Regions from separate parts of the Homo sapiens genome. Here region 1 is linked to region 2. A link is a contact called in ENCODE Hi-C or POLR2A ChIA-PET data. All regions are on one chromosome and are shown on one strand. Each heading gives the region's core, a stretch centred on a gene start or an enhancer-like site at or near the end of the contact. The rest is flanking DNA. Distances are from core to core; before and after follow the strand shown.

Region 1 (4,992 bases), core at 2,014-4,513, 280 kb before region 2:
TCCTGGGCTCTATACCCAAAGGACTATAAATCATGCTGCTATAAAGACACATGCACACGTATGTTTATCGCGGCACTATTCACAATAGCAAAGACTTGGAACCAACCCAAATGTCCAACAATGATAGACTGGATTAAGAAAATGTGGCACATATACACCATGGAATACTATGCAGCCATAAAAAATGATGAGTTCATGTCCTTTGTAGGGACATGGATGAAATTGGAAATCATCATTCTCAGTAAACTATCGCAAGAACAAAAAACCAAACACCCCATATTCTCACTCATAGGTGGGAAATGAACAATGAGAACACATGGACACAGGAAGGGGAACATCACACTCTGGGGACTGTTGTGGGGTGGGGGGAGGGGGGAGGCATAGCTTTAGGAGATATACCTAATGCTAAGTGACGAGTTAATGGGTGCAGCACACTAGCGTGGCACATGTATAGATATGTAACTAACCTGCACATTGTGCACATGTACCCTAAAACTTAAAGTATAATAATAATAAAATAAAATTTAAAAAAAAAAATTCCTGGGCTCGGCCAGACGTGGTGGTTCACATCTGTAATCCGAGCACTTTGGGAGACCGAGGCAGGAGGATCACTTGAGGTCAGGAGTTTGAGACCAGCCTGGCCAATATGGTGAAACGCCATCTCTACTAAAACAAAATACAAAAATTAGCCGGGCATGGTGGTGGGCGCCTGTGATGCCAGCTACTTGGCAGGCTGAGGGAGGAGAATTGCTTGAACCTGGCAGGCAGAGGTTACGGTAAGCCTCGATTGTGCCACTGCACTCCAGCCTGGGTGACAGCGAGACTCTGTTTCAAAAAAAAAAAAAAAAAATTTCCTGATTCCTGGGCTCAAGCAATCGTCCTGCCTTGGCCTCCCAAAGTGCTAGGATTACAGCTATAAGCTACCAGGCCTGGCCTGGATTTTCTTTAAAAAATAACTGCCCAGTTAATTTATTTTTTCTTCTTTTTGAGATAGGCTCACACTCTGTCTCACAGGCTGGAGTGCCGTGGCATAATCACTGCTCACTGCAGCCTTGACCTCCTGGGCTCAGGTGAGTCTCCCACCTTAGCATCCCGGGTAGCTGGGACTACAGGCATGCACCATCACACCCGGCTAATTTTTTAATATTGTTTTGTAGAGACAGGGCTTCACCATCTTGCCCAAGCTGGTCTCAAACTCCCGAGCTCAAATGACCCACCCACCTCAGCCTCCCAAAGTCCTGAGATTATAGAAGTGAGCTATCACGCCAGGCCCTGTTCCAGTGAATTTAAAATAGGATCTCCTTTTCATATACTTTGATAAACAGATCTAATCATAGGTCATCTCAGGAACTAAGAGCTAGGAAGAACTAGATTCTCTCATCTAGCCACTTCATCTCCCAAAGGATAGGAGAGGTTAAATGACTTGCCCAAGGTCACAAAGCTTATAAACAGAAGTGAAACCCAAACCCACAATCTTTTCCATGTTACCTCACTGTCTCTGACATTCTCCTAATCTCAGAATGCTGTCCAGTTGATTTCTCTAAAAACCAACTGAGGCCGGGCATGGTGGCTCACGCCTGTAATCCCAGCACTTTGGGAGGCCGAGGTGGGTGGATCAGCTGAGGTCAGGAGTTCAAGACCAGCCTGACCAACATGGCGAAACCCCATCTGTACAAAAATTAGCCGGGCGTGGTGGCTCATGCCTGTAATCCCAGCTACTCAGGAGGCTGAGGCAGAAGAATCACTTGAACCTGGGAGGTGGAGGTTGCAGTGAACCGAGATTGCGCTACTACACTCCAGTCTGGGCGACACAGTGAGACTCCGTCTCAAAAAAAAAAAAAAAAAAAAATGAAATGAGAATGTGTAAAAAGAGTCCAGTCATTGGGTTTCAAAAGTCTTGAAAGTGTTTTTTTAGACACACATACATAATATAAATTCCCAGAAAATAAGGATTTGGCTAAAACTTGGTTCTCCATGAAAATGAGAAATGAGTCCTCAGCCTGTTGATGCCAACTTGACCAGATGAATCTCTTGTCCCTGAGTTCCCCAAAATGCTGATAAAGTCATATTTTATTCCCCAGAATACATGCCTAATTGGAGTTCTAACTAGTTGACTAATGACTAAAAAATTTAGAATCATGGGGAATGAGTTAGAGTAAGGAGATGGCTTAGAAAAAAATGAATTCTAAGTATTGATGAATTCTAATTATGATAATACCAAGTTCCAACTATCATACCTCAAATCTCTGATTTCACCTTCTGTCACAGGGGGGAAAAAAGTTTCTCCCATCTCCAAAAAGTAACAGGTACTTTTTATAATATAAAGTTAGGCCCGGCTCAGTGGCTCACTCCTATAATCCCAGCACTTTGGGTGGCTGAAAGGCAGGCAGATCACTTGAGCCCAGGAGTTCAAGACCAGCCTAGGCAAAGTAGTGAGAATCTCTGTCTAAAAAAATTTAAAAATTAGCCAGCATGGTGCCCACTTGGGAGGCTGAGGCGGGAGGATTGCTTGAGCCCAAGAGGTAGAGGTTGCAGTGAGCTGTGATCACACCACGGCACTCCAGCCTAGGCAACAGAGCAAGATCCTGTCTCAAAAAAAAAAAAGGAAAAAAGTTGTCTTCCTTGATAGGGCAGTTAAAAAATGGTTAGAATCCACAACTTCCTGTAGGTGAAATCCCTTCTTACCCTTGGAATCTGCTCCCTTTCTGAAGGATCCTCTGCTCACTTTACAGAGAACACATGCAAACACACACAAAATGCAAAACAGCAACAGCCAAAACTCTAGTTCGACGCTACCCTCACCCTACACAACTTGTCAGGGGTTGACCTGCAGTAATGGCTGATAAGGCTGACAGCAAAAGAAAAACAATCATCTTGGTTGGGTTATTTAATTTCAACTGAAGACTAGAAGACTACAAGACTCATCCTTACTACTCTCCTCTCCCTTCCAGAAAGGTCATGAGAAATATGTAGTCTTGAATTTGATGAGACTGAAAACAGAGAATTCCAAAGCATGAGAACTTATTACTAAACAACTGCTAATTAAAACAAAATGGACACTTTAATATTCTTTAAATTAATTCTATGTAAAACCTGATGAGGTAAACAAATATGGTCATGTCTTGTTCTTTATGACTCACTGTGACTCTGTCACATCCTCCTTCTCACTACTACCTTTGCTGTTAAGCACACAAACCATTTTAGATAACAGCTTGTAAAAGTTGGGAAAGCAGTTTCCTGTCAAATGAATCAGAAATAGATCACTGAAAAACCAGCCCGGTGAGGGCCAGAGGAGTCACTAACAAAGAGTTACTCTAATTCACTCAAGGCTTAAGTTTCTCTGCGTTTTTTCTCACACAGGAAAGAGTAAGACTTATACACTGCCCTTTCTTCCCCCACTTCCCTGAGAGCCCAAGGACAGCGCCCTGCTCCTTCTAGAGGAAAGGGGGTTACCCACACTCCCTTCTCTCAGGTCAAACCACACCCTACATTCCCAGCTGAGACTAGAGACCTCTTGTCTCACCTACTCTTACTCATCTTCTCTGGCACATCCTCACCTCACCTACCTTTCATGTCACTGACCACAGTGACTTTCCACAGAAGCACAGCTGCTTAAATGCTGGTGGGTTTTTTTGTATGTCTTCACAATGCATGTTCCAAGGATACATATATTACACTCTTATTTTTATTTGTTTTTTGTTTTTTGAGACAGAATCTGGCTCTGTCGCCCAGGCTGGAGTGCTGTGGTGCGATCTGGCTCACTGCAGCCTTCACCTCCCAGATTCAAGCGATCCTCCCACCTCAGACTCCCAAGTAGCTGGGATTACAGGCGCATGCCACCACACCTGGCTAATTTTTGTATTTTTAGTAGACACGCGGTTTCACTATGCTGGCCAGACTGGTCTGGAACTCCTGACCTTAAATGATCTGCCTGCCTCAGCCTCCCAAAGTGCTGGGATTACAGGCATGAGCCACCGCACCCGGCCAACACTCTTATTTTTAACTCAGAGAATACTCATAAGGCCACTAGGCAAGAACTCCCTCAGCTTCCTCATCCATCACCTATGAGTATCTGCCTCTGCTCCCATCCTTTCCTTCTTCCCTTCTGTTTCAGCAGAAAAGGAGTCATTCCTGGCATCCTGAATGATCACTCCAGCAGCACTTAGGGTCTCAAGCTTTGCTGACTCAGGGAGACCTCGTTCCATCACATCTTTCTACTCTAGACTTTCAATTCCTCCTCCCCAAGACCTCTTACCCCTCCACCAACAAATGAACACACTCAAGTCTCTACCTTCTTAACATAATTCATTTGTTTGGCCATCAAATATTTGTTGAGTGCCTACTACAGGCCAGGAGCAATTTTTTACTCTGGAGATAAAGCAGTGAATAAAACTAAGTTCCTGCCCTCAGGCAACTTATTTTCTAGTGAGGAGAGAGACAAAGAACAGATGAATGTGTATATATCCTAGCTACTTCCTTTCTCTCCACCTCACACGGCCAGGCTTGAAACAGCAGGGTACCCCGCCTGCCTCTACTTCCACTTCCTCTCTGCTTTGCATTCCTTATCCACTTTCAACAGGCTGCAGTGCCCCTTCCTTGCCCCAACCCTGTCCCTAAACCCTACTAAAACAGCTTAGGCAAAGGTCACCACCAATGACCTCTGCTTGTAATCTCAATTGCATTTTCTCAGTCCTAGTCTCAAACTCTATGCAACAAGAGACACTTAATACTCCTTGTTGTTTTGCTCTTCTCCCTCTGGTCACTCATACCCCTCTGACCTCTTTTCCAGGTTCTTTTTTTCAGCTTCCCCCTTAAATGGTGGTGCTTTCCAGTTCTGTGTTTAGCCTCTGCTCACTCAATATGCTCTCCTTGGCTGGGTGCAGCGGCTCACACCTATAATCCCAGCACTCTGGGAGGCCGAGGTGGGCGGATCACAAGGTCAGGAGATCGAGACCATCCTGGCTAACATGGTGAAACCCCATCTCTACTAAA
Region 2 (5,296 bases), core at 2,065-4,564:
CTGCATTCATGAGAACAGTTTGCTGTTTACTCATATAGCCTCCAGTGGTATACTGAGTTGATCACGACCCTCACTCTTTCGGCCTTCAACATCATCTGAGCTCAGGAATTTGAGACCAGCCTGGACAACATAGGGAGACTTCATCTCTATGTAAATGGTTCTAAGTAATGTAAAATCTTCTAAGTAAATGGTTGAATAAATGAGGGAGAACAAATCTTCGTTATAGAAGAATTTCAATTAATAAATGTAGAAAGGATGACAGTAACAGAAAATCACCATTAGAATACCAGTAATAATTGCCATAAGCAAGACACACCCATGAATGCTAAAATTAATGGGAAAAAGTTTAAGGAGAAACAGAGTCAAAGTTCTCCCTCATAATATTTATGAATTACAAAGGGAAAACAAATAATAACTTTACAGAGGAGAAACCTGATATACCACATTAACCATGTGATCAAGGCTAATGTCGTGAGTAATAAGACATCACATCAACATCACGTACCCTCTGATATGATGCACTGTGAAGGGAACATCAACTCTGGATTATTCCTTTCAAACATTTATAATCTCAATCTAATCTGAGAAAATATCATGTTTTTTAAAAAAACTTTTTTTTGTTTTGTCTTTTGAGTATTGCAAGATGTTCCAGGCTGATCTTGTATTTGCCCTTCCCCAGCTCTGGAATCAACCGCTTCTCCAAGGAGTCTTGATTCTATTTTATTGGAGAAACCAAGAAACCCAAATTGAGGAACATTCTACATAATATCTGACCAATACTTTCAACAATATCGAGGTCATGAAAGACAAGGAAAAGCAGAGTAACTGTCATAGATTGGGGTAGACTTAGGAAGACACGACAACTAAATGCAGTGTATGATCCTGAAACAGAAATAAGACGTTAATTAAAAAACTGGTGGAATTTCAATAAAGTCTATAGTTAATAGTATTGTACCAGTGCTCATTTCTTAGTTTTGCTAATTGTACTATGGTAATATAAGATAAAGCTAGGTGAAATGTATATGGGAACTCTTGTACTGTTTTTGCAACTCTTATGTATGAAATTGTTTCAGAATAAAAGGTGAGTGCTCACTTCAGTCATACATATACTAAAGTTGAAATGATACAGAGAAGATTAGCATGGTCCCTGTGTGAAGTTAACACACAAATTTGTGAAGCAGTCCATGTTTAAAAAAAAAAGTTTAAAAAAAAAAGGTTAAAGAACTATTAACTTCCAGCCAGGCACGGTGGCTCACGCCTGTAATCCCAGCACTTTGGAAGGCCGAGGCGGGCGGATCATGAGGTCAGGAGTTCAAGACCAGCCTGACCAACATGGTGAAACCCCATCTCTACTAAAAATACAAAAAAAAAAATTAGCCGAGTGTGGTGGCACATGCCTGTAATCACAGCTACCCAGGAGGCTGAGGCAGGACAATTGCTTGAACCTGGGAGGCGGAGGTTGCAGTGAGCCGAGATTGCGCCACTGCACTCTAGCCTGGGCGACAGAGTGAGACTCCATCTCAAAAAAAAAATAAATAACTATTAACTTCCAAAAAATGTTCAAGAATGTGAATTTAGTCACTATTTTTGTACAGAAATATAAATTTAGAAATGTAATTTTCTGAAAAAACATTATGTAGCAATGTATTTCATGTTGCTTTTATTTAAAATTCCCTTTGCAACTTGAAGTTTTTTAGTTTTTTTTTTTCTTTTAATTGCTCCCTTTTACCTGATGACATTCAAATTGGGAAGAGAGGTTGGTAGAAAAACTAAAACTCTACAATCTATTTCTTAAAAATAATGTTTTTCTTTTCTTTCTTTCCTTTCTTTTCTTTCTTTTCTTTACTTTTTTTTTTCTTTTCTTTTCTTTTTTTTTTTTTGACAGGGTCTGGCTCTATAGTCCAGGTTGAGTACAGTGGTGTGATCACGGCTCACTGCAACCTTAACCTCTAGGCTCAAGTGACCCACCTCAGCCTCTTGAGTAGCTGGGACCACAGACACACCACCATGGCCAGATAGTTTTCTGTATTTTTTCTTTGTAGAGACAGGGTTTCACCATGTTGCCCAGGCTGGTCTCAAACTCCTGAGCTCATGTGATCTGCCTGCCTCGGCCTCCCAAAGTGCTGGGATTACAGGCATGAGCCACCACATGTGGCCCATTTTTTCTTCATAAGTGAGTTTGTAGTTTTTACTTTGTTCTAATTTTTTGAGGCTATGTTCAGGAAGCCATACAGCTTGAATAAGTAACCATCTCAGGAGAAAAAAAAGAGAGGAGGCCACTGAGATCGGATATATAAGAACAGGATTTTATTAGTGGCTTGGGGAGGGCTGGTTGCAGGGCCAGCTCATTTATTTTTTGGTTTGGTTTGGTGGTTTTTTTTTGTTTTGTTTTTTTTGGTTTTGTTTTGAGACAGAGTCTTGTGCTGTTGCCCAGGCTGGAGTGCAGTGACACAATTTTTCTTCTGCCTCACCCTCCCGAGTAGCTGGAATTACAGGCATGCACCACCACGCCTGGCTAATTTTTGTATTTTTAGTAGAGACAGGGTTTTACCATGTTGGCCAGGCTGGCCTCGAACTCCTGAACTTAAGTGATCCACTCACCTAAGCCTCCCAGAGTGCTGGGATTACAGGCATAAGCCACCGCGCCCGGCTGTTTTTGTCCAAGCCTGGTTTCTGAGAGACAGTTTCCTTGGTCAGGAGAGTCTGTAAATGAATTTATTAGAATAGGTTTCTTGGAGCAGTTACCGGCCTCACCGTAAGCAACAGCTTGAGGAAGCAGATACCTGGGGCAGATTTCCCAGTGAGTCACTCTTCAACTTTTCAAGGACCTTTGTTCGAGAGATCTTTATCTCCAAGCTACAGCTTACCCTACCCTAGGACAATTTAGTGGCCCATCTCAAGCTACCTGGTTTGATAAAAGAACATTGATCCTGGGAGTTAGAACTCTAGCTCTAATACTAACCAGCTGGTGACTTTGGAAAATGATTGGAGCTTTATGCATCTCAGTTTCCTCACTGTAAAAAAGGGGATTTGGTTACTTGATTTCCAAGCTACTTTCTTAATGAAAAAAATCTGCCATTTGTATCTGAAACTGAAGGCATCTTCCTTCTCAGCAAACTGTTCCCCTTTCTATGTATACCATTTATTTGTCATGCAACGATCCTTCTAGTCTCTGAAGCTAAAAATCTGTGTTTATTTTTGTTATATGTTTCCTTTAACTCTTGCAGCCAACTGTCTTCCAATCCAGCAGTTCTTCCTTCACAGTTCATGTGGTAGTAGAATGCATATGACTGAAGAGAATGGGTTTTGGAGTCTGAAAGTCTGAAAATGGAACTCATATCTGAGAGAGACTGTGTGGGTGGGGAGAGATAATATACCTTTCTTTTTTTTTTTTTTTTTTTTGAGACAGAGTCTCGCTCTGTCGCCCAGGCTGGAGTGCAATGGCATGATCTCGACTCACTGCAACCTCTGCTTCCCGGGTTCAAGCAGTTGTCCTGCCTCAGCCTCCCAAGTAGCTGGGATTACAGGCGCCTGCCACCATGCCTGGCTAATTTTTTGTATGTTTAGTAAAGACAGGATTTTGCTACATTGGCCAGACTGGGTCCGGAACTCCTGACCTCAGGTGATCCGCCTGCCTCAGCCTCCCAAAGTGCTGGGATTACAGGCGTGAGCCACCATGCTGGCCCCAATACCACACCTTTAATGCAGGCCAATGAAAGCCAGTTACTACAATGGAGGGTATTCCAAGTGAGCCCAGGATAACTTTTAAGTTTCCCTGAAAGCAGGAATGATTATCTCTGATATTCACCACTCTGGGAAGATACTCACCACTATTCTCTTACTGAAAAATAATTTGTATGGGTTTTCAGCTAGGTGGTTCAGGGATTTTTCTAGCTGGTTTTCTACATTGGCTAAAAGTGGCGGTTTTAATCATTCTTCATTAATTGTAGTTGAAAGAAAATGGACTTTGGAATCAAACAGAATATGCGTTTGAATCCCAGCTCTGCTACTTTATAGCTAAGTGATCTTTGTAAAGTTAATATGTCTGAATCTCAATTTCGTTACCATAAATATAAGACAATAAAACCAATCCTGTAGAATGATTGTGAGGATTGAGATATATGCAAAGCATAAAGTTAGTGTCTTAAAATCTTCCAAGAGTCGGATTTCTAACTTTAGCTTTGAATTTGTAGTTTCCTATTGTATATCATTTGGATTTCTCTTGCTGACATGTATGTCTCAACATGTGTAAATCAACACTCATCATTTTCCCTCTTCTTTCTATATTTACTGTCTCTGTTAATGGAATCAACAGCCTTCCATCATTCGGGTTTGATGATGCCAGCTTTGATTCTCTTTTACCCTAAGTTCATTTTATTCTAAGAACTGTCAATTTCTCTCTTCCCACTTTTCCATTTCCACCTACCCTAATTAATTTACGAATTTAAACCTTGATTACCTCTCACTTAGTTTCAGGATCTTCTTGACTAGTAATTTAGACTCCAGTCTTTTTCCCTCTTAGCAAGTTGCACACTACTGCTGAATAATATTTTAAAATATGATGTTAGTCATGTTACATGCTTTTTCAGAAACTTTCTGTGTTCCACCAGAGAGACTGTGGTTAATCCACTACAGAGATCTTATCTTACAGGTGTGGATATTGAGGATCAGAAACTTTTTTTGTTATAAAAACCATGCATGTGCTAAGTAAATAGCACATAAGATTAGACCTAATCTCTGATCACTCATGGGTTACTTCTTCCCACTATTGAAATATGGCCCAAACTCCTTAGCATGGTTTTCTTCCCAGTCAGGCCCCATTATGTCTTTTTTTTTTTTTTTTTTTTTTTGAGACAGTTTCGCTCTTGTCACCCAGGCTGGAGTACAGTGGTGCAATCTCGGCTCACTGCAACCTCCGCCTCCCAGGTTCGAGAGAGTCTCTTGCCTCAGCCTTCCGAGCAGCTGGGATTACAGGCGCGTGCCACCACGCCCAGCTAATTTTTTGTATTTTTAGTAGAGATGGGGTTTGGCCATCTTGGGCAGGCTGGTCTCAAACTCCTGACCTCAGGTGATCCGCCTGCCTCAGCCTCCCAAAGTGCTGGGATTATAGGCGTGAGCCACCACACCTGGCCAAGTCTTGTCTATCTTCAACTTCTCTTGCACCTAGAGTTTAACTCACTCCCCAAAGGTGCTAATGCTATTCTCCTCCTTCCTCCTCCTGCCTTCACTTTGATGAAATTCTGCCCGTTCTTTAAGTCCCAAGTCATCTGATATCTTTTCCTTTCCCTCTCACAAA

The links. A loop is a pair of places that touch in the nucleus more often than their neighbours do. ChIA-PET counts read pairs that join two places held with the same protein, here RNA polymerase II (POLR2A). Pooled maps may share reads with other maps.
Region 1: a loop to region 2 is called in a pooled map, with 2.0 times the contacts of the local background. The contact joins two enhancer-like sites. A Hi-C loop is called at or near these places in 5 of 50 pooled maps. POLR2A ChIA-PET finds 5 or more read pairs at or near these places in 3 of 52 experiments (OCI-LY7, WTC11 and activated CD4-positive, alpha-beta T cell).

The regions. Positions count from the first base shown.
Region 1 is chr12:50,531,227-50,536,218 of GRCh38, reverse strand. All of the region lies in intron 1 of DIP2B (disco interacting protein 2 homolog B), which reads right to left. Among named protein-coding and RNA genes, the nearest start is that of DIP2B, 29 kb to the right of the region's middle. RefSeq lists an enhancer at 3,208-3,277. Within about 2 kb of position 3,263, at least 19 of the 41 ENCODE cell types and tissues checked have a DNase peak (open chromatin) inside an H3K27ac peak, as active enhancers do.
Region 2 is chr12:50,252,134-50,257,429 of GRCh38, reverse strand. The region is part of intron 1 of LIMA1 (LIM domain and actin binding 1); the gene reads left to right. It also overlaps the pseudogene RNU6-1093P. Among named protein-coding and RNA genes, the nearest start is that of MIR1293, 21 kb to the right of the region's middle. Within about 2 kb of position 3,314, at least 13 of the 41 ENCODE cell types and tissues checked have a DNase peak (open chromatin) inside an H3K27ac peak, as active enhancers do.